Regions from separate parts of the Homo sapiens genome. Here regions 2, 3 and 4 are each linked to region 1. A link is a loop called in an ENCODE intact Hi-C map of the cell type or tissue named here. Cell type or tissue: heart right ventricle. All regions are shown on one strand.

Evidence for each region. Hi-C counts contacts between places; a loop is a spot of excess contacts. Peaks named below come from ENCODE experiments on the same cell type or tissue, not always from the same donor. Only the 100,000 strongest peaks of a DNase experiment are listed, where the experiment ranks them.
Region 2: it touches region 1 in a loop (2.3-fold over the local background); 7 of 110 quality-filtered maps call a loop at or near these places.
Region 3: it touches region 1 in a loop (1.8-fold over the local background); 5 of 110 quality-filtered maps call a loop at or near these places.
Region 4: a loop joins it to region 1, with 2.9 times the contacts of the local background. A loop is called at or near these places in 16 of 110 quality-filtered maps.

The regions. Positions count from the first base shown.
Region 1 is chr1:165,541,484-165,546,483 of GRCh38, reverse strand. It overlaps LRRC52 (leucine rich repeat containing 52), which reads right to left and starts at 2,484. Exons shown (of 2, transcript NM_001005214.4): 1 at 1,566-2,484. The coding sequence starts at 2,187. The region is part of intron 3 of LRRC52-AS1 (LRRC52 antisense RNA 1); the gene reads left to right. In heart right ventricle, a CTCF peak has its summit at 2,390; a DNase peak (open chromatin) is centred at 2,443; H3K27ac peaks cover 981 bases.
Region 2 is chr1:165,422,747-165,427,746 of GRCh38, reverse strand. All of the region lies in intron 2 of RXRG (retinoid X receptor gamma), which reads left to right. Among named protein-coding and RNA genes, the nearest start is that of RXRG, 20 kb to the left of the region's middle. In heart right ventricle, no CTCF peak of the experiment used is centred here; a DNase peak (open chromatin) is centred at 2,696; H3K4me3 peaks cover 1,091 bases; H3K27ac peaks cover 1,673 bases.
Region 3 is chr1:165,441,177-165,446,176 of GRCh38, reverse strand. It overlaps RXRG (retinoid X receptor gamma), which reads left to right and starts at 1,051. Exons shown (of 10, transcript NM_006917.5): 1 at 1,051-1,332. The coding sequence starts at 1,284. In heart right ventricle, no CTCF peak of the experiment used is centred here; DNase peaks (open chromatin) are centred at 996 and 2,181; H3K4me3 peaks cover 2,611 bases; H3K27ac peaks cover 1,882 bases; H3K27me3 peaks cover 215 bases.
Region 4 is chr1:165,402,140-165,407,139 of GRCh38, reverse strand. RXRG (retinoid X receptor gamma) reads left to right here. Exons shown (of 10, transcript NM_006917.5): 9 at 223-328. Among named protein-coding and RNA genes, the nearest start is that of RXRG, 40 kb to the left of the region's middle. In heart right ventricle, a CTCF peak has its summit at 3,057; no DNase peak of the experiment used is centred here.

The sequences.
Region 1 (5,000 bases):
AGTGCTTTCTAGACACTATCACAGTTTTGGAGAAAAGTAGAAAACATTATCTCTGCCTCCTAGAGTTGGTGTTATAGAGAGGCAAGGCAACCTACCTGAGATAACTGCTTCTGCATTCTAGTCCTGTTGGAAGATGGTCTGACAAAGTTAGTTTCTTTTGATTTATTCTAACAACTCAAGTTGAGGTATCTGGCAGTAGGGTCAGGTGTCTAAGGCACAACATTTAAGGAGGCACTGACTCACAATGTCTTATTCTCAGTGCACTCGCTCTCAGTGCCTCCTTAAATTTTGCCTCCTAAAAGCCCTGCTTGCCTCATCCCAGTCCAGACTCTGCCAGGAGGACTTTTTGAGACACACCCATTGGGAAGCCAGGAGGGCACGTTTTTTACTTACTGTCACCACTTGATTCTCTCTCCCCCAGTTCTCCTTGAAGTCTGTCATTCTGGCCAGGATTATTTCTAGCATATTGCCACCTGGGCAGTACTTCATGGTGGAAGTTTCAGCAGGAGTTTTATGAAGCTGCGTCTATGAAAACGTTTTCAAAGGCAAACACCCAGGGAAGACAGAAACTACATGGTTTTGACAGGATTTGATTTTCTACCCAGAGTCCAATTTTGCCGGATTACATCAGTGGCTCCAGACTTTCTGTGAGGAGTTATTTCTCATTTTTCTGAAGCTCTGACTTTCCTGGGTAAAAATGCTATTATTGGTGGAGAGAAGAATTGGAGGGTAAGGATGAGACAGTAAAGTCCCTAAGATAAAGAGGGAATGAAGCACAGGGGCCGTGGCAGGCCGGGTGAGGACAGCGGGTAGAGTGGTGGCAAGGAGCTTGGAAATCTCCCAGGTAAGAGCTGAGCATCTATCTACCTGTAAGACTAGAATCTCTCTGCTTGACACAGTGAGCACTGGACCCTTTCTCCATTGATTCATGCCATTCTCTCCTTCCATAGGAGGCCAGCATCTTCAAAACAAAGCAGCTATCAAAAGCCCTTTCTTCCTTCTTCCCTCCCTCTCTCACTGTCTGGGTAGCTCACGTGCCCCTCCTTCCATCTTTATGTTAAACTTTCCTTTCTATATATCATAATCCTATATGAATGACTGAATTTACTTTTTGATCCTGGAAAAATTCAGTTGCTGAATTAAACAGATTAAAACAGTTTACCAACAGAATACAGTGTCCCTATATTACCTTGTCACTTTGCAATTAGAGTACTTCATCATTTCTACACACATCATATATTTGATGCAACTCTGTGCCTTAGGTAATATTATTGTCCCCACTTTATGGATTAGAAAACTGAGGCTCAGAGAAATGGTGACATTTTCAAGGGTAGCCAACTGGTAAGTGCTGAGTTTGGGACCAGAACTCAGCTCTTTGAATTCCTATTTCAGAACTTTTTCTTACTGCTACTCCAGTCAACCCAAGGGTGGGCCCTGCAGAGTAATAAGAATGCATTCAATCAGCTTCACCCAACTTTTTCTCCCATTCTGACCATCTTTTGAGTTCACCTTTTCTGGAGCCACTTCAATCACATCCTCTTCCCCACACCCAATCAAGCCCTCACCTGAGGGGTCCATATGGAACACTATTAAGAAGATGGCGAAGTCCAGGAAAGAGCAGTTGCACTTCCAGGGGTTTCCACTCAGAAACAGGGTCTCCAGAGTAGTGAGGTGGTATAAGGCAGCACTGTCCAGGGTCTGCAAGCCGGTATTTCTGAGGTCCAGGTACCTCAAAGAGGTGGTGTTGGCAAAGGTGAACTTGTGAAGCGATAACAGGTGAGGGTTGTTGGCAATGTTCAGCTGCACCAGGTTGCTGAGCACCGAGAAAGTGAATGGGGAGATCGAGGTTAGGTTGTTGGAGCTGAGGTCAAGGTAGATGAGTTTGAAGACCCCGATGAAGGTATAATCCATCACCTCTCGAATCCGGTTGTTCTGACAGTCCAAATAAACAAGGTCACTGAGGAGTCCTAGATGCATTGCTGGCAAACTAGTGATTCTGTTCTCGTTCAGGAACAGCCTCCGGGTGTTCAGGGGTATGTCAAGGGGGTATTCGGTTAACTGCTTCCCTGTGCAGATTACTTCTTGGGCTTGACACAGACAATTATTTGGACACTTTGACCCTGATACCAGCCCCATTCCAAAGGAAAAGAGTAACCACCCAGGGCCAGGGCCTGAAGCAAGGGACATAGTAAGAAGCCACAACCACCCTCCTTTCACCTTCCTGCGGGCTCTGTCCTCTGATCCGAAGGCTGCCGGTGGGGGGGTGGGGCGGGGGAGGGGCTCTGGAAAGAACTGTAACACTTTAGCTTTGTGCAAAGCAATTTTCCATTACAGGAGAACTGAACAGAAATTGAAACGCGAGGCTCAATGCCCTGCCGCCCAGCTTGGTGGCTCTGTCGCTCGCTCCCAGACTGCTGCTGGAAGCTTGCCCACTTGGCAGCTTTGAAAGGTCTCACCCTTTCCCTGCGTTTGCAAGTGAAGGGGAGCCAGGGGAGAGCCACATGACAATGAGGTTGCCAGTTGACACCTTTGTGATGTCAGCAGCCTCAGGAGACTGCCTGGCTGAGGGAAAGAGATTCCTCACCTCTCCTTCTGGGTGGTGTGAGGGTGTTTTATGTGTCTTGGTAAGCCAGCTGGAACTCCCTGGGGGAGTTGGGGCCTCATGGGTAGGGGCCTGCAGCATGTGTGTGTTGGAGACCAGGCTGGGTTCAGTGTGTGGATGTGTATAGTATCTGTACCCGCTCCCCATGGAGCTGTAGTAGATTAGGTGACATTGGACCCCCTAATCTGCAGGCCATAGAGGGAACATGGGACATCTCCAGGCCAACTCCTTTTCTTAGTGATGAGCAGTGACTTGCTTGAGGTCAGTTCTCAGTGTGGGTCTTTTCTTGGATATTGATTTGGATGGGTGCCAGTTTTTCAGTGTTGCCAGAAGAAGATGGGAAAGGGGGTGTTTCTTTTGAAATGAGGCAAGGGGAATTCCTCTGATAAAGTGGTACTCTTTTCAGACTTTATTCCTAGGATGTATACATCTCTGTCTGCATTTTGAATATATATATATGTGTATTTTTAAAAAGTTTTTGAATAAGTGTAAGCTACTCCTTCTAACACAAAACCCAAATGTATATATAAAAAATCTGAGTGCAACAATAGAAGTATTTTTTTACCACTCGTATTCTCCTAGGACTTTTAAAATAGTGAGTGCCTCTCTAGTACTTCTAGTGTGAGTTTATATTCATTAATTACTTGTCAGGTGATTAGTCTTTTGGAGCGAGGGATAGAAAACCTGGAAGCTGAAGAGTTGGGATGTATCACACACCCCGTGGAGGAAGGCATATCAGGCAGAAATAAGATAAAACATCTGAGGAGTTGAAACTTTTATTTTTGGGAAAATTGGATTTCATTTTTTAAAAACATTCATATATACTGAGTTGTGAATATTAGTAACATATTGAAACCTAAGCACAGTGCCTGGCACCTGGTATGTAATAAATGTATAGTGAATGAACAATGTGAGAATGTTTCTGATGGTTTGCTTCCTTCTCTTGCTTCTTTGCCAAGAGAGAAATTAATAAAGTCAGATGGATTTGTGGCTAGTTAGCTAATGCTTGATTGTTTACTTACTCAGCATTCCTTGGGTGACTGGCTGTGAATTAATATGATGACTTAGGCGTGTTTACCAAATTGAAAGTGACCTTATTTAAGTAGACATTTCAAATACTTAAAGTAATGACCCCAATGATAGCTGTACTAATTGAAGCATGACTTAATTGATAGGGCAGACACCCTTTCCTCATAATTAAAACAAATTCTATTAAAATATAAGTTCCTTTCTAGATCTTATGTGATTGCCGAGGAGAGAAATCTAGCACATGAAGTCTATAGAAAAGAATTAATTTCCAAAGTGACTGCTCTGGGAGCTGTGGCGAGGGTGTGTTTTGCTGGTGGAGTGTGGCAGGGATACTTTGTTTGGAAGGGCTGTGTTTGTTGTCTGCTTCCTTTCCATGAGAAATGATCACTGATTCACTCGCCAAAGCTCATGGAGTGATTTTGCTGACGTGTCACCTTTTCTTTTATGCCATTCTCCCTCTTTCTGACTTCTTCCCCTCAGACGGCCCCATCTCCAGGTTGCCCTACTTCATTTCCAGCCTCATTATCCATACTAGCTTTCTCAAGATAGTAGTCTCAGGATTAGGCCTACCTGTTTGGCCGTATGGTTACAAGTGCTCTGCTTAGAAAAGCCTTAGGTAAATATATCATGCTAAAGGTTATTGACTGACACCAGTCAGCTATGCCTGGCTCTGGAGTATTACCATTTTCACAAAGCACTATGAGTGGTTTAACCTCAGGGAATATTCTTTTTGTTTGAGGTAGCTGTATTGTTTTTGGTCCTGAAACCTGGACACTCATGGGCTAGTTTCAGCTTTGCCAGGTTAGACCACATCTCTAAAGTGTGTACCTCATTTTGAGACTGAATAAATATATGTTCGATAAAGAAGAAGCAGACTAGACAAAGAAAAGAGAATGTAGCATTGCTTGAATTACCTGATTTCAGAACCTTAAATAAATTTTGTTTTCAAAGAACAACTTGTGAAACTATTATTTCAGAAATCCTGCTTTGGGAAGTCCTAGACTAGGCTGTTTGTTCTTGGTTGAGGTGCTTAATTTCTCTGGGCTTTATTTCTGTCATCTACATATTGAGGGAAATGAAGTAGATAATTTCCAAGTGTCTTTAGGACTTCCAAATTCCTTCATAATGGAAAGGTTTCAGGCATCACCCAGCAAACCAGTAGAGGCTGGAGTGCAATGGCACGATCTTGGCTCACTGCAACCTCTGCCTCCCAGGTTCAAGCTATTCTTCTTGCTCAGCCTCCCAAGTAGCTGGGATTACAGGCCCCCACCACCATGCCCAGCTAATTTTTTTTGGTATTTTTAGTAGAGTGCAGTGGTGTTATCTTGACTCACTGCAACCTCTGCCTCCCAGGTTCAAGTGATTCTCC
Region 2 (5,000 bases), 120 kb after region 1:
ATTCAGGCCGGGCACGGTGGCTCATGCCTATAATCCTAGCACTTTGGGAGGCCGAAGTGGGTGGATCATGAGATCAGGAGATGGAGACCATCCTGGCTAATACAGTGAAACCCCGTCTCTACTAAAAATACAAAAAATTAGCCCGGTGTGGTGGCAGGTGCCTGTAATCCCAGCTACTCAGGAGGCTGAGGCAGGAGAATTGCTTGAGCCTGGGAGGCGGAGGTTGCAGTGAGCTGAGATAGTGCCACCATGCCACTGCACTCCAGCTTGGGCAACAGAGCGAGACTCCGTCTCAAACAAAACAAAACAAAACAAAACAAAACAAAACAAAACAAAACAAAACATATGACAGATTCCAACATTGATGGGGCAAGGAAGAAGGCTGTGTCTATATTAGTGGGAAGTACTGCAGAGAAACAATGCAAAGAATATGAAGAATTAAAAGGAGTGAAGTATTAGGAACAATAATCCCATCTGCCACAGCTTCTTCTCTCCCTGTATAACAGCCAGAGTCCCTGCTGCCCCAACTACCAGCACACCTAGAGGCAGAACTGGCAGGGCCTTTATGTGTCAACTTGACTGGGCCATAGGATGCCCTCATATTCGGTTAAACATTGTTCTGGGTGTTTCTGAGAGGGTGTTTTTTGGATGAGATGAACATTTAAATAGGTAGACTGAGTAAAGGAGTTTGCCCTCCCTAATGTGAGTGGGCATCATCCAATTAGTTGAAGATCTGAATAGAACAAAAAAGCTCACCCTCCTCTGAGTAAGAGAACTTTCCTGTCTGATGACCTTTGAACTGTGACGTCATTTTTTTTCCTGTCTCTGAACTTGAACTGAAGCATTTGCTCTTCCTGGGTCTCAAGCCTGCTGGCCTTTGGAGTATGTCATGAGCTTTTTTGGGTCTCCAGCTCACTGACTCACCCTGTGGATCTTGGGACTTATCAGCCTCCAAAATCATGTGAGACAATTGCTTATAATAAAATTTAAAATATATATATACACACACACCTCCTATAGATTCTGTTTCTCTGGAGATCACTGACTAACAAAGTCCCAAAGCCTCCTTTGAATACAGTTTTAGAGAGGAGGAAGGGCTTCTTTTATGTCAGCATTTTCTGCTACTCCAGAGAGAACTTCAGTGACCATGCCTAGAGTCTCCTCTGAGACACCTCATATTCTAGGGTTCTGAAAACAAATTCATGTGGAGTTATAGCATAGAGCCAGTAAGGACTTCAAAAATGTATTGCTCCATAGATTAGATAATTTGGAGACGGCCTTAGAGATCAGCTAGTGTAGGGATTCCAGGAGCTGGGCCCAGTCAGGTAACACAGGTGAGTGAAGGAAGGGTTGTGTAAGTCAATGGGGCAGGTGTGGACTGTGGAGAGCTGCCCTGCTCCCTCAAAGCTGTTCAAATTCAAAGACTTTTAAAGCATTCCTCAGGCCAAATAAACTACTTTACTGGGTATAATTTGGCCAGTAATCTTCACCCCAGTTTCTAATCTTATGGTTCTCACCTGTAGGACCTTTTTCAGAGTACACATTTCTCTCTCATCCCATATTTTGACCCTTGTGCAGGTAGCAAAAGCCCCACAGGGGATCCTAACTGCCCCACTCTTGCTCAAATGAGGATCACTCATTCTGTCCAAACCCTTTATGTCACAAATGAAGTACCAAGACTTGGGGAGCCCAAGTGACTTGTGCAGCCTCACACAGCCAGTCAAAAACAGAGCCACAATGAAATCCTGTCCCCTGGCTTGCAGCCCTGTGTTCACAACCCTGCATTTGCCTAATGCTGTGATATATGCTGACTTGCACAGTGACCCCAAGATCTTCCTGTTGGCAGCCAAGGATTAAAAGATGGATAATCAGTGCTCCCGGGTAATCTTGTGGGAGAGGTGGCCACATTATGCAGATCCATTGCACTTCAGTGCTGTCTGTGTGCTGTCATAGACGCAGGAGCAGACCTGAAGGGAGCAAAGAGAGTGAATTATAAACTGCTTAATATATATTCCTTGACCCCAGTGCTCAGAGGAGTGGGGATGGGGCAGCAGTGGGGGTGTACATGTATTTATGCCACCCCCACCCACTATAATCAGCAAGGCCATTGATACCCTATGCTTCATAATGTATGAGGTTTGTTTGTTTCCTTTCTTTCCTGTGAACAGAGTCCAGGAAGGCGAGTAAAATCTGGTAGTTACAGACAGAAAGTACATTGTAGTTTGGGGATGAAAGTACAGTTTTGCAAAGGGCATTGACATTCATCCCAATAACTACTTATGTGGACCTGCTATGCATCAGGTACTAATTGATACTGTCCTAGGTTTTAGGGATAAGCACGGAATAAGGTGGCCAAGGTCTTTACTCTCATGGCAATCACACAATAGCAGGCAGGACAGGCAAAAACCTAAGGAATAAACAAGATAGTTTCAAATAAAAATCGTAATATCTGAAAAGAAATAAAATAGGGTGAGGTGGTAGACAGATCCTGTGGGTAGGAATTGGGCAAGGCACCATCCCTCTGAGGCTGCTTTTAGCAACCACACTCAAGTCTGATTGAGCCAAACATGGCCAGTCAATTCATCTTCAGAGCTGTGTGAGTAGCAGGGCCGCTATTCCTGGACCATATGTCTGTACAGAGGGATTGGGGTTGAAAGGTCAGATGGAAGCTTTGGTCCTGGCCAACTGGGCTGTGTGCAGAGGCCAAGGCCAAGTTTGGCTTTGGGGAGCTATATTAAGCTTGCCAAGTGCTGGGGAAGCTCAGCAGCCTGAGACCCTGAGCAGTGTTCTGGGCTTGGGCTCCGGAACCACACTGCAGCAATGCTTTGCTCGGTTAACGAGATGACACTGGAAAAAAGGCCTTGGTGTTAGCTACAGTGAGCTGGACTCTGGATCGTCTGGGCAGATTATTCCTATGCATCCTGCCTTCCTCACCCAGGACTGGTCTGAGAGGGATTCATGATGGAAGCATGTTCATTCTGTGACCTGGTTCTCGCGTAAGTACAATTTGGGGGGTGAAGGGAGGAGGAAGTGTCTAGGGGTGGGAGCAGCAGGCAGGGCCAGTCTCCTCTGTGCTCTGTCATTTCATTGTTTGAGCTTCTCTTTTTGCAGTTGTTGGATTTTTGATCTTGAGGAGTAAAGAGATCGGAACTGGTACGATGAAGGCAGGAATTGTGTAATCTTTTGCAAACCACTTTAACTTGTTTCTGTTTCAGTTTCCTTTTCTTTATCGTGGGGTTACAAATACTTGCCCTGATTACCCTACAGGGATTTTTTTAGGCATGTCAAAGAAGATGTGGATTTAAAAATCACTTCTCAAGACGTGCGATGCTCTATAGCAGTAACTTGGTATTATTAGGATTATTCCCAGGTGATAGTATTATACACTTAGGTAATTCAGGTGTACTGTTTCTGAGAGGTTCTAGAGAAGTTCATTTCAACAAGCATTTATTGAACCAGGCCCAGTACTGGGCACTGGAGATACCAAAAATGTGTATGAGATTTAATCCCTGCCCTGGGGAGCATCTAAGTGGAGTGATGCAATTTCTAAAGACATCAATATATCATTGGGAAGATATTTATGTACTTTGTAGATAATGTGATATAGGAAACATTTTTCTGAGTGTGTTTGTGTGTGTATGTTTGATACTGCATCTTTGTCAGCATGATGTCTGCTGGCTGGACTCCGGAATGGGCCTCACAGATCTTTGCAATACTCCTGTCTTTTTCTCCCCTCCTGAACTCTGCAGCCTGACCTGGGTTCTATCATTGCTAATTTCTGCTTAGATATTTATTGATAACTGAATTATTATCCTCTTGAGTCTGTTTGCATTTTCATAGAAAATAAATAAAAATTGCAAATGTTAGAGCTGGAATAGACCTTAAAGTTCATCTCGTCTGATGATTTTAAAAAATTAAGTCATCAAGTCTTTTCTTCAGATGAAAGCATAGTTGGAAGCCTGATATACACATAAGATAAAAGCAGATCTGGTTGAGCCAGGGACAAAAGACTTGAAGCCTCAACCTCCCTCCCCACCGCCCCCAGCAACACACACACTCACCTAGAAATGGGGAAATAGAGTCTTTGCTAAGTGAAGTGACCTGATTAGGAAGTCGCAGGTTTAGACCAAACCCATGTTGGAGGTCCAGGCTTATTACTCCTCATGATGAAGGCCTTAGCTAGATTAAGGCTGTGCCACTATAAGAGTTCTGCTCCCTGGAACGGGAGTGCCTGCCTGCAGCCTAACCTTTGGTGGAAGGATTTGGGCTGAACACAGTTCAGAAATGCAGGACTCAATGTTCAAGGATGGCTCCAGAAGCATGCAGAATGAATTGGTCCCTGGCTGAGTCTGCAAAAGGGAAGACGATCCAGCAGACAAGTATGTTTCTTTCCTGTTCTCAGGGAGCAGCTGGCTTGCGTGCAGCAGCAGATAGGAGTTGCCTGGTGAATCCCGGCTCTAAAGTGCTTATTTCAGTAGACTGTTTCTAATGGAACAAGACAGCCGGGATTGGGGGACTTGGGGACCAGGCAGCTAATGGGTTTATGCTCTGATGGCTGCCTTTGATCTCATCTGCCATTGCTCTGAGCCCAAAACAAACCCCAAGCCAGCCAGAGAGATGGACAGAGAAAACATCAACCAACCTGTCTCACTGCCCCTCCTGCCACTATCCACTCATGAAGAGGAGGAGTGTTGGAGAGGGGCTGCTGGCTGAGACTGGGGAGAAAGTGCCCCAAAGCAAGTCTGCTCCTGCAGGGGCTCCTGGCCAAGGAGGTGAGGAAGGAAGCTGCTAGGGCAGTTGAGGATTGAGGATCACCTCTCACCCAAGGCAGACAATGTGGTGAATGGGGAATGATGATCTGAGATCCAGGATCTTGGGGTTCTGGCTCCAAGCAGTCAGACCTGGTAAGGTACCTAACCTGGTATCTGGGCAGGTGCAATACCTTGGATGTCTCCTCTAATCTTTCCTCATGCTGTACCTCATTCACTGTATTACTGAAA
Region 3 (5,000 bases), 100 kb after region 1:
ATTATGGGCACAGCAGATCAATCTCAGGATTTGCAGAGGATCCCACTGTGAAAGACTTTTTTGTCTTTCAGGCTTCTCTTGTGTGGCCCCTGGGAGCAGTCTAGCACCTGTGGGCAGAAGCTGTAGGGAAAAGGAGCAGATTTTATCTCTATAAGAAACTTTCTTGTGGTGAAAACTATCTAGAAATGGAATGAGAAAGTGGTGAGCTCCCCATTATTGGAGGTGTTCAAGTATAGGCTGAGCGGTGACTTGTCACGAAAACTGTATGACAGACCCAAACATCAACGGGGTGCTTAGATTCTTTGATCTCGGGTCAGTTCCACACAAGACAGGCTCTGTGTTAGTGAGGACCCAGTGGTGTTTTTGAACAGGCGGCAGGATAACAATGGTATATAAAATAAATGCAGAGAAAGACCTCCACATCAAGCCAACCCCTCCTCCCTACCTGTAAGTTTTCCACCTGAGTGAGCTCTGGCTCCAGCTGCACTTGTCAAACTCCCATTGTTAGAGCACAGATAAATGCTTCCGGCCACCCAAGCAGGAGAGGCCCACCTCAACTTAAGGGCTACTCTATTTTAGTTTTCCGTAGCTGGAGATTGAGTATCACGCTTTTCTAATCTTGTGCTTCTGAAAGGGCCCTGTTCTCTCTTGAACCCCACCCCCTCCTCCTTTCACAGATCAAATACCAAGTACATTGGACAGATAGAAGTTCGAATGAGAAAATGCATTTTAATAAAATCCCATTGATTTTTGTGGATGTAAGTCAAGGAACAGGCACCTAAAGAGTCTTCCATCCCCTGCCGTCTCCCGCCTCTCTCCTGACCTACACCGGGCGGTCATACATCGATTGGCTTCCTAGATAATAGATCGTGCCACCCGGTAGGGACCTCTGGGGACGCGCCGGGAGCTGGAAGAGTCGCACGCAGCAGCCCAACCCTGAGTTAATCAAACTAGCAACAGGATCTCAAGCAGCAGCGACGGCGGTGGCAAGAGTAGCGGTGACGGCGGCGGCGGCGGCGGCGGCAGCATTATGCGTGATTACTGACAGGCACCAGCTGCTGCCGCCACAGCCGTCTCAAACGCACTATGTGGACTCTCCGATCTAGAGGCAGATTCCTGACTAATCCCAGAGGGCTGGCCCAGCCTGTGCTCCCCGGGCTGCTAGGAAGCGATGACCACTCTTGTTAGCCCAAGTTGAAGAAAGCCGGGCTGTGCCTGGGAGCCGAGAGAGGCGGTAATATTTAGAAGCTGCACAGGAGAGGAACATGAACTGACGAGTAAACATGTATGGAAATTATTCTCACTTCATGAAGTTTCCCGCAGGCTATGGAGGTAAGTATCTCCCTTGGGCTTCACTGCGTGGACCTGTATGAGAGACTGAGAAGAAATTGGGAAATACGAATGACTGGATTAGTATTGAATTAAAAGGAGAACATATATGTTTATATGCATATATAGTGTGTATATAGCGTTTCAGCGTGTGTGTGCACGCGTGCATGAGAGAGGAGAGGAGGAAAGAATGGTCTGTAGGTGAGGATACGTTTGCATATCAGAATGAGGATACGGGGATATTCTAAGGAGAGAGTAAACCAACATGCTTGAGAATGTGTCTGAGACAAAGATAGAATAAGAGCATTGTTATAACCCAGTGTGTTTGTGCGGGTGTGAAAAGTGGAAGAGTTAACGGGGAATTACTATGATGTTCCTATTAGCCAACTTGTAATGAGAAAAAATGTGATTAAAAAGGTTTTGCCTATCTTGAGGGTTCCTGGGATACTTTGTAACAAGGGCATGATTGTTTTACTCAAAAGCAGATTTCCCTTTAATTGGATTTTTAAAAAGAAAACATAGTGCTTTAATTTGCTACTGTGTTTTCCTTCCCCTGTTTTCTTTCCTTTGATTTGCTAATAGCCTCTTCTCTCCTCCCCTGCTGCTGCCCCCAATTCTACTGCAAGAGTTGCTGCAATCACTTCCACTCTGGGGGTAGAGATCTGGGGATGGGGGGTTGGGGCTCTTAGAGAATTGGCAAACTGAAGATTCAAGTCACCGTGCCAGGCAGGGCAGCCCAGTCACACTTCACAGAAGCTTCCGGAGACTAGGTCCTCAGGCTGCCTTAACGCCCAAGCACATCCGTCCCAAGGATCCCTTGATTTAGTGACAGAAACAGTACAGCCGCCCAGCTCTGAGTAAATGGAAGCAACAGCTGACCAACTGGCCTGTCGCTTGTCAGTTGGAGGCATGCAGCTTATGTTGCTGGGAGCCAAAGAAAGATTCTGGCAGGCAAGACAGCAGAAATTCTTATAAGGTTTTGAAAATTGAAAAGTCCCTGCTCTCCAGACTTCCTCCGTGGACCAATTCATCTGAAGGCTTGGGACTAAAGCTTGCCTAACTTGGCTGGGCAGAACCCCCTGGGAGGCATGGTGACACACTGCAAGGTAGAAGTGATCTCTGTCACCAGGAGGTGTTAGACCTGGGAGTTTGCACATTCATTCAGGGTAGTTTTTATGAGGCAGGCATGGTGTTGGGCACTGGGAATACAAATATGAATGAGACACAGTCTCTGCCCTTTGGGACTGGGGCAGGCTTGTTACACAGGCACATTATAATACTGCATGATGTGTGTAATAGCAAACGTAGGTTGTACTTGGACTTGGGGTGAGGGCCATGGAAATGTTCCCGAGGTGATGTTCAAGTTCTTTGGGCCAGTCTGATGACAGAGTGAGAGCGGTGGCCAATGCTGTGACCTGGGCATTTGATCTCTAGTCTATGGTTGGGCTCCAGATGTGAAAAGCCTCCTCAATTCCCACCTCAGTCCCATTCAGAGCTGAGAATTGCTTTTTCCTTTACATCTTAGTTCATTTGTAAGAGGTGCATGCTCATTTTCAGCCAGATTCGTGGGCCCCCCAAGGTCTGTGAGACTGTGGCTTCATTAATGCCAAAGAGACCCTTGGAGACAGTTGGGGTGAATAAAAGGGTTGAAGCTAGAAGGATTTAGGGAGAGAACTAAAGTAAGAGCCAGAGAAAGAAGATCTAGTTAAAATTCCATGGGGGCTGGAATCTTGGAATGTTAGCATCCTAAGGACCTGAAACAGCATCTTAGGCTCTCATCTTATAGATGTGTAAACTGAGGCTCAAAAGAAGGCAGGGACTAGTCCAAATTTATATGGGGCTGAGCTGCAGAACACTTCCAGAAAAGCCCTTACTCAAATTTATAATATTGTTGCTTTAATATAGTGAAAAGAGCACCAGGAGGAAGAGGAGGCAGGAAGAGGTAGTGTGCTGAGTTTGGTTCCCAATTTTTCACCTAGTAGCTGTGTGACCTTAGGCAAGCTAGTGAACCTCTCTGAGCCTTAGCACCTTTCTCTCTAAAATGGGATTTATAATCTCATCCTTAGAGTATTGTGAAAATTAAATGAGTTAGCATGTGAAAAACAGCTGCTATAGTGTTGTCCATATATTTGCTACCTAATACAATATTTTCTTCCCCTCTATTTTACTCAGAGACTAACATGCAAAATAGTTAAAAATCAGACATTATTGTAAAATAATAAATAAGGAATCTGGGAAAATAAAATTAAATCCACAAAGACCCTCATATTTTGCTGGCATAGATTTTCATAATTGTGGGGGCTCTGATATTTAGCGTAATTAGATTTCAGATAGAAGTAAACACAATGGTTCAGCTATGGAAGGAAATAGTTCAGTATAGTATAGGGAACTTGAGGGGAAAGGGTCATGTAGGTTGTCTACATGTCTCCTGTAAAGCTACTTTTCTTTGTCATTCTTGAGGGAGGAGAAGAATTATTTTGTTTAGTTCTGTTGAGGTTTTCCATTTTGTTGGCATGTGCCAGTTAAGAGGAGGCCTAAATGCTGAGCCAAAGGACTCTGCCCCCGTCTGCAGGGAGGTCTGTTTGAGAACTTTCTGTGATGAGGGAGAGGGACAGAGGACTCACAAGCAGGCACAGGGGAAAGCAGGATTAGAGTGGACGTCACCTTTGGCCTCTAACCTCCCCTGCCACAGTGCAGCAAGTTGCACGGCACTTATTAAAATACTTGGTGTATAACCCCCTGCCCTGTTACATATTAGCACATGGAATTACAGAGGGCCCCATGATTTGTATAAGAATCTCCAGGGAAGCAAAGTCACCTTTTGGAAATAACACCTGAGATTTGTGTCTGGGACCATGCTTACCAGATGTCAGAGCATCATCTGATCAGTGAGCAACAGATTGCTCAAACTGGCCAAAGTGTGGTGGCTACGTGGTGGCTCCACAAAGGTGCCCAATCTCCCAGCTTTGGGCCCTACCATGTAATGATGAGAGAAACCTTCTCTTCTCCTTCTCTGCCAAGTCCAGGGTTTGCCAGCTGCTCAGTAATAGGTTTGTTTTTCTGGGATGAGACAGTTGCTGCCTCTTAGAAGATGGCAAAACAAAGCCTGTAATCCCCCCCATCCAATTGTGCAGTAATCCTCAGGGTGAGAAGGAGATCAGGGAGAGAGAGGACTTCTCTCATTTCATTTAACAAACACACTGTAACACTAATGCTCGCTACTATTGTAAGCACTTTACCAGCCTCGGCTCATGTAATCCTCATAACAACCCTAGGAGTAGGTACTGTTACCATTGTTCTCGTACTCCTTTTAGAGACAAAGAAACAGAGGAATTGAGAGGTGAAATAACTTGCTTAAGGTCTTATAGCTAGAAAATGGCACAGCCAGGGATTGAACCCAGGCAGACTAGCTCCCAGAGTTCACACTGCTGAGCTGCCTCTCACAGCTTCTGTGAGTGACACAGTTGCTCTGCAAAGCCAGGGGCAGCAGCACACCCCCAGGGAGCTCCCGGTGCTCCAATACAACCTCAGATATGCAGCCTCAGCACTGACTGGTTGTTGCAGACCCAGTGGACTGGCCATTGAGGAATAAGCCATGGGATAGGTTAAGAGCAACGGTGATCTCTGCAGAATTAATTGGTGGCTTCCCTTGGGTACATACTTATTTGCAA
Region 4 (5,000 bases), 140 kb after region 1:
ATTTGCCTATTCATGGAGTTTAAAATCTTTGCCCCAAGAGTTTGTTGGGTAAATTGGGCACAGAAAGAAGAGCAAGGGGGCATGAATGACCAGCTTTGTTTATTTCACACTTGTCCCCATCCAGGGTGTCTCTAGTAACTCTACAGAGAGTGGCCAGAGAGAATGGGGACAGCCTCTGCTGGAGGGTGTGTAATCAAAGGCTAACTCAGTCATGTCTTTTAGATGCCAAGGGCCTGTCCAACCCCTCTGAGGTGGAGACTCTGCGAGAGAAGGTTTATGCCACCCTTGAGGCCTACACCAAGCAGAAGTATCCGGAACAGCCAGGCAGGTGAGACAGTGCTGGCAGAATCGTAGTAACAGCAGCAACTACTCCCACTCTTCATCTACTGAGCCCCTAAAGTGCAGCAGGCACTGTTTAGGTGTTTTTAAATGTTATTTAATCTTCATAACAAGCTGAAAGCCACAAAAATGTTAATTCCATTGGGCTAGCGGCCTTATCTGTCTTGCTCACCATTCACTCCTCTAGCCTCAACACGTAAAATAGTGCCCGACACATAGTACACATCTTTAAATGGAGGATGAATAGCAAACAAATGAATAAATGTGGGAATTATTATCTCCAATTTCTATCAAGAAACAGAACCTCAGAAATGTAAGTAACTTGCTGAAGACCATAATGCTAGCACGCGGTGGAGGTGAGATGTGAACCCTGTTCGTGTGATTTCACAGAGCCTGTGTTTGAGGTGTGACTGCATTGCTTTCTGGTCTGCCCCCATAGAAACCCCCATGCAGTAGGAAGTACAGGCTTTGGCAGCCAGAAGATATGGATGCTGGTCCCCAGGGTGCCACGTGTGTGGCATCTGGGAAGGTGCTGGGTCTGAGTCTGGGCTCCTCATTTGGAAAGGTGGATGTTGGTCTAGCAGATCTCTGAGGCCATCTAGCAGATCTCTGAGGCCATCTAGCAGTATAGGTATTTCTGAGTTATTAAAAGATATTCTCAAAACTTTCTTCCAAAGTACAGCTAAGCCAAAGAGTTTTCCCTCTCTGCTAATGCCAGTTAAAATGAGAAAGTATGATCCTCAAATCTCATAGAAAATTGGAAATGAAACGGAAAAGCCTGTCTTGAAGACATTAATTTTGTTTGGGGGATTAATTTTACATGCTCCCAATGCTCACTAATGGTTTCCATTCCTCTGTGAAGTCTAATATCTACTTAGCTGTTTATCCTGAATCATAAGCCAACCTCTAGCAATTGTCCAGAAGAGACTGAGCTGTGTTTTTTGTTGGAGGCTGTGGATGAATTTGAGTAGGTGGGTTTTGGCCCTTTGGTGCAATGAATAGGCAGGGCCTAGTATATTAGTGAGATTAAGCTGTAATAGACCCACCAGATGCCACCAGTTTAACACAAACATCTATTCCTTGCTCACAAATCTGGGTGGGCAGTCAGTTCAGAGAGGTGGTTGCCTTGCATGCCATCACTCAGGGACCAAGACTCCTTTTTTCTTGTGTCTCCACCATGACCCAGAGCCATACTGTGTTTTGCATCCAGATGATGGAAGGGGGAAGAGGTGGAGGGGCAGAGAGGCTAGGCCATATGGGCCAGACCTCGGTCTTAGAGGGCCCTCACCTTTTCATTCACTTTCATTAGCTGATGCCAAGTCACGTGGCCCAGCTGGCCACAAAGGAGGCTGGAGAATGTATCCTGTTGTATGCCGAAGAACAGAAGAAAATATTGGATTTTGGTGAACCTGGTAGTTCACTATAGATGAGATTGAGAGAGCCCTGGCCAAGGGGTCAGGACCTGGCTGCCAGCAATAGCTTGGCCTCTGTCAGGTGTGAGCCTTGGGCAAATCATCTTAATTGAAGCCCTGAGTTGGATGCTTTCTATCAAATCTTCCATTTTTTGAGCACATATTATGTGCAGGACATTACAAATAATGAGAGTCGTACATATCATTTTCCTGAAATTGTCTCTGTCTTGCTGTTTATCTTAAAAAACCAACAAAAAACTCCAACTCACTTTTTTCCTAACTATAAAAGCAATGCATGCTTTGGTTAAAAAAATTATAAAAATATTTTTTAAAAATATGCGGTGGCTCATGTCTGTAATCCCAGCACTTTGGGAGGCTGAGGCTGGCGGATCACCTGAGGTCGGTTGTTCAAGACCAGCCTGACCAACATGTAGAAATCCTGTCTCTACTAATAATACAAAAATTAGCCAGGTGTGGTGGCATGAGCTTATAATCCCAGCTACTCAGGAGGCTGAGGTAGGAGAATCGCTTGAACCGGGGAGGTGGAGGTTGTGGTGAGCTGAGATCATGCCATTGCACTCCAGCCTGGATGACAAGAGCGAAACTCCATCAAAAACAAAAACAAAAACAAAAACAAAAAACAGGTAATAAGAACTTATTGTAAATATTTTGGTATATTTCTTTCCAGTGTTGTCGTGTATCTATTATGTCTCGTGTGTATCCTCGTGTAACTATTATGTATTACGCATGTCATGTATGCATTTCTAGATATGAAATTATACAGTTTGGTGTATTATTTTCTTCCCTTAGCCATTCTAGAAATTTTATTCAATTACTGACAACTACAAATTATCATTTTCAATGGTTTTGTAATATTTTGCAGTGTGAACATATCCTAATGTATTTAGTCATCGCCCTGTGATTGACATTTGGGTTGTTTCTAATTCATATCACTTTGAAAACTTTGGAACTTGACTCTTCTGCCAGAATATGGCTGGCAGGGGGCTGGGCTGCCTCCACACTCTGGGGAGAGAGGCCAACACTTGTTGCCAGGACTAGGGCAGAACTTAGAACTGCAAGGAGGTGGCAGAGTCCCCTGCATAGTCTCCTGGGTTTGTCCATCACAGCTTGGACTGAGGCTGACTGCCCTGATCAAGTGTTCATAGTTGGCTCAGTAGGTACATCAGGGGTGTCACTGGCCAGGCATGTGGGTGTGCTGAGGGCTGGTCACCTCTGGTCCGCAGAACCTGGTTGAAGGGGATCCTGGCACAGCCAGGTAGAGGCAGATTTCTCAGTGGGAGAGTGCTGCCACTCTGTGGAAACATTTCAGAAGTGCATGTCACAAGGGCCACATTCTGCTTTCACTCTGATCAGAAAGCAGAGATCAAAAGTCAGGTCACAGAACTCACACACACACTCTCTTGCACACACAGCAGGCACCTTCAAAGGCATAAATGCCCCTTGCTGCTAACCTGTGGGTGAGGAATGCTGTGACGTTCATGGGTGTGTTTATTTCTATTAGCCTTGATCTCAGTTCCTAAATCCAGGTCACACAACAAAGAGGGTAGTATGATGGCATACTTCGAATTTTAGATATTGTAAAATCGTGGCCTTTTTAGAGTTAAAAAAATTTTTTAAAGTTAATCCCAGTCTAACTTTGTACTTACAGAGAAGCTGTTTCCTTTGCCTACTTCCATAAAGCTTAACGGCAGAGGCACGGCCGGGAGTTCAGCCTCCTTATTCTCTAACTACCTCTTTCCTGAATGGTGATGCCACTCAAATGCTTTCAGGGGCTTTACCACTGGAGGCTTTTGAAGTAATGTGTAGCATTGGCATAGATCTTTAATTTTTCCATGTAGGGAAGCAATTTCTACTTTTTTAGATGGTGCCGCTTTATTTTCCTTGTATTGCTACATTTCTTTAAAATGTCTTATGGCATAAGTGTAGAAATATACACATTTTCAAGGAACATTGAAATTCTAATTTGTAACTTTTTCATGAAATAATGTTGTGACACTCAGTAAAGATTCATCTGGAACCAGAAATCTCTGACTTAGGGCCACAGTGACTAAAGTGATTTTGGTCCTTGAGCTTTTTTTGGAAGTTGTGAGTAGAGTGACTTTATGTCTAGTAGCATTAATAACGTTAAAAATGAGCTGGCATTGCACTGTGCACAGAGGGTCACACAGACAGAGTGAAAAATGTCACAGAGAGAAGTACCCGAAAGGACATGCAGATGGGAGATGAATTCCTTCACACACTGGTCTTTCTCCCTTTTGTGAATCTCACAACAAATGTCCTCAGTTATAGAAAAATGTGTGTGAGGGTGTGTATGAGTGAGTGTGTGAGGGTATGTGTGTGTGCATGTTGTAAGAACATGTTAGAGTGTGAGTGTGGAGTGTGTCTGCATGTGTGTATGTGTGAGTGCATGCATGCACGTGTGTGTAAGAGTGTGCATGTGCATGTATGTGAGACCACAGGCATGAGATATGTGAGAATGAGTGTGTGCACATGTGTGAGTATGTGTATTGTGTATAATGTGCATGAATATAGTGTGAGAGCATGAGTGTGTGGATGCGTGTGCAAACATGTGAAGTATGTGTGAAGGTGTGTATGCATGAGAGTGTGTGAAGGTGTGTGTGCATGAGTGTGTGTGAAGGTGTGTGTGCAGGCACATGTGAGTTCATGTGAAAGTGTGCATGAGTGGGCATGTGTGTATGTGTGAGGGTGTGTGTGTAAGTGCATGTATGCAAGGGAATGTGACAGTGTAAAAGAGTGTGAGTGTGCGTGTGTGAGTGGTGAGGATGTGTGTGCGGGCACATGGGTGTGAAGCATGTGTGAGTGTGTAGGATAATGTGTGGGTCAGTGTGTATGCATGTGTGCCATGTATCCTCTCCCCAAACAGACCATAGACTCCTCAAGGGCAGAGACTATGATTTTCTCTTTTCCTAATTTAAGGGTAAGCATAGACTAATAAGTTGATCATAAAAATTGGTAACAATTGGCCGGGTGCGGTGGCTCACGCCTGTAATCCCAGCACTTTGGGAGGCTGAGGTGGGTGGATCACCTGAGGTCAGGAATTCAAGACCAGCCTGGCCAACATGGCAAAGACCTGTCTCTACTAAAACTACAAAAATTTAGCCAGGCATTGTGGTGGGAGCCTGTATTCGCAGCTACTTGGGAGGCTGAGGCAGGAGAATTGCTTGAACCCGGAAGGCAGAGGTTGCAGTGAGCTGAGACTGGGCCATT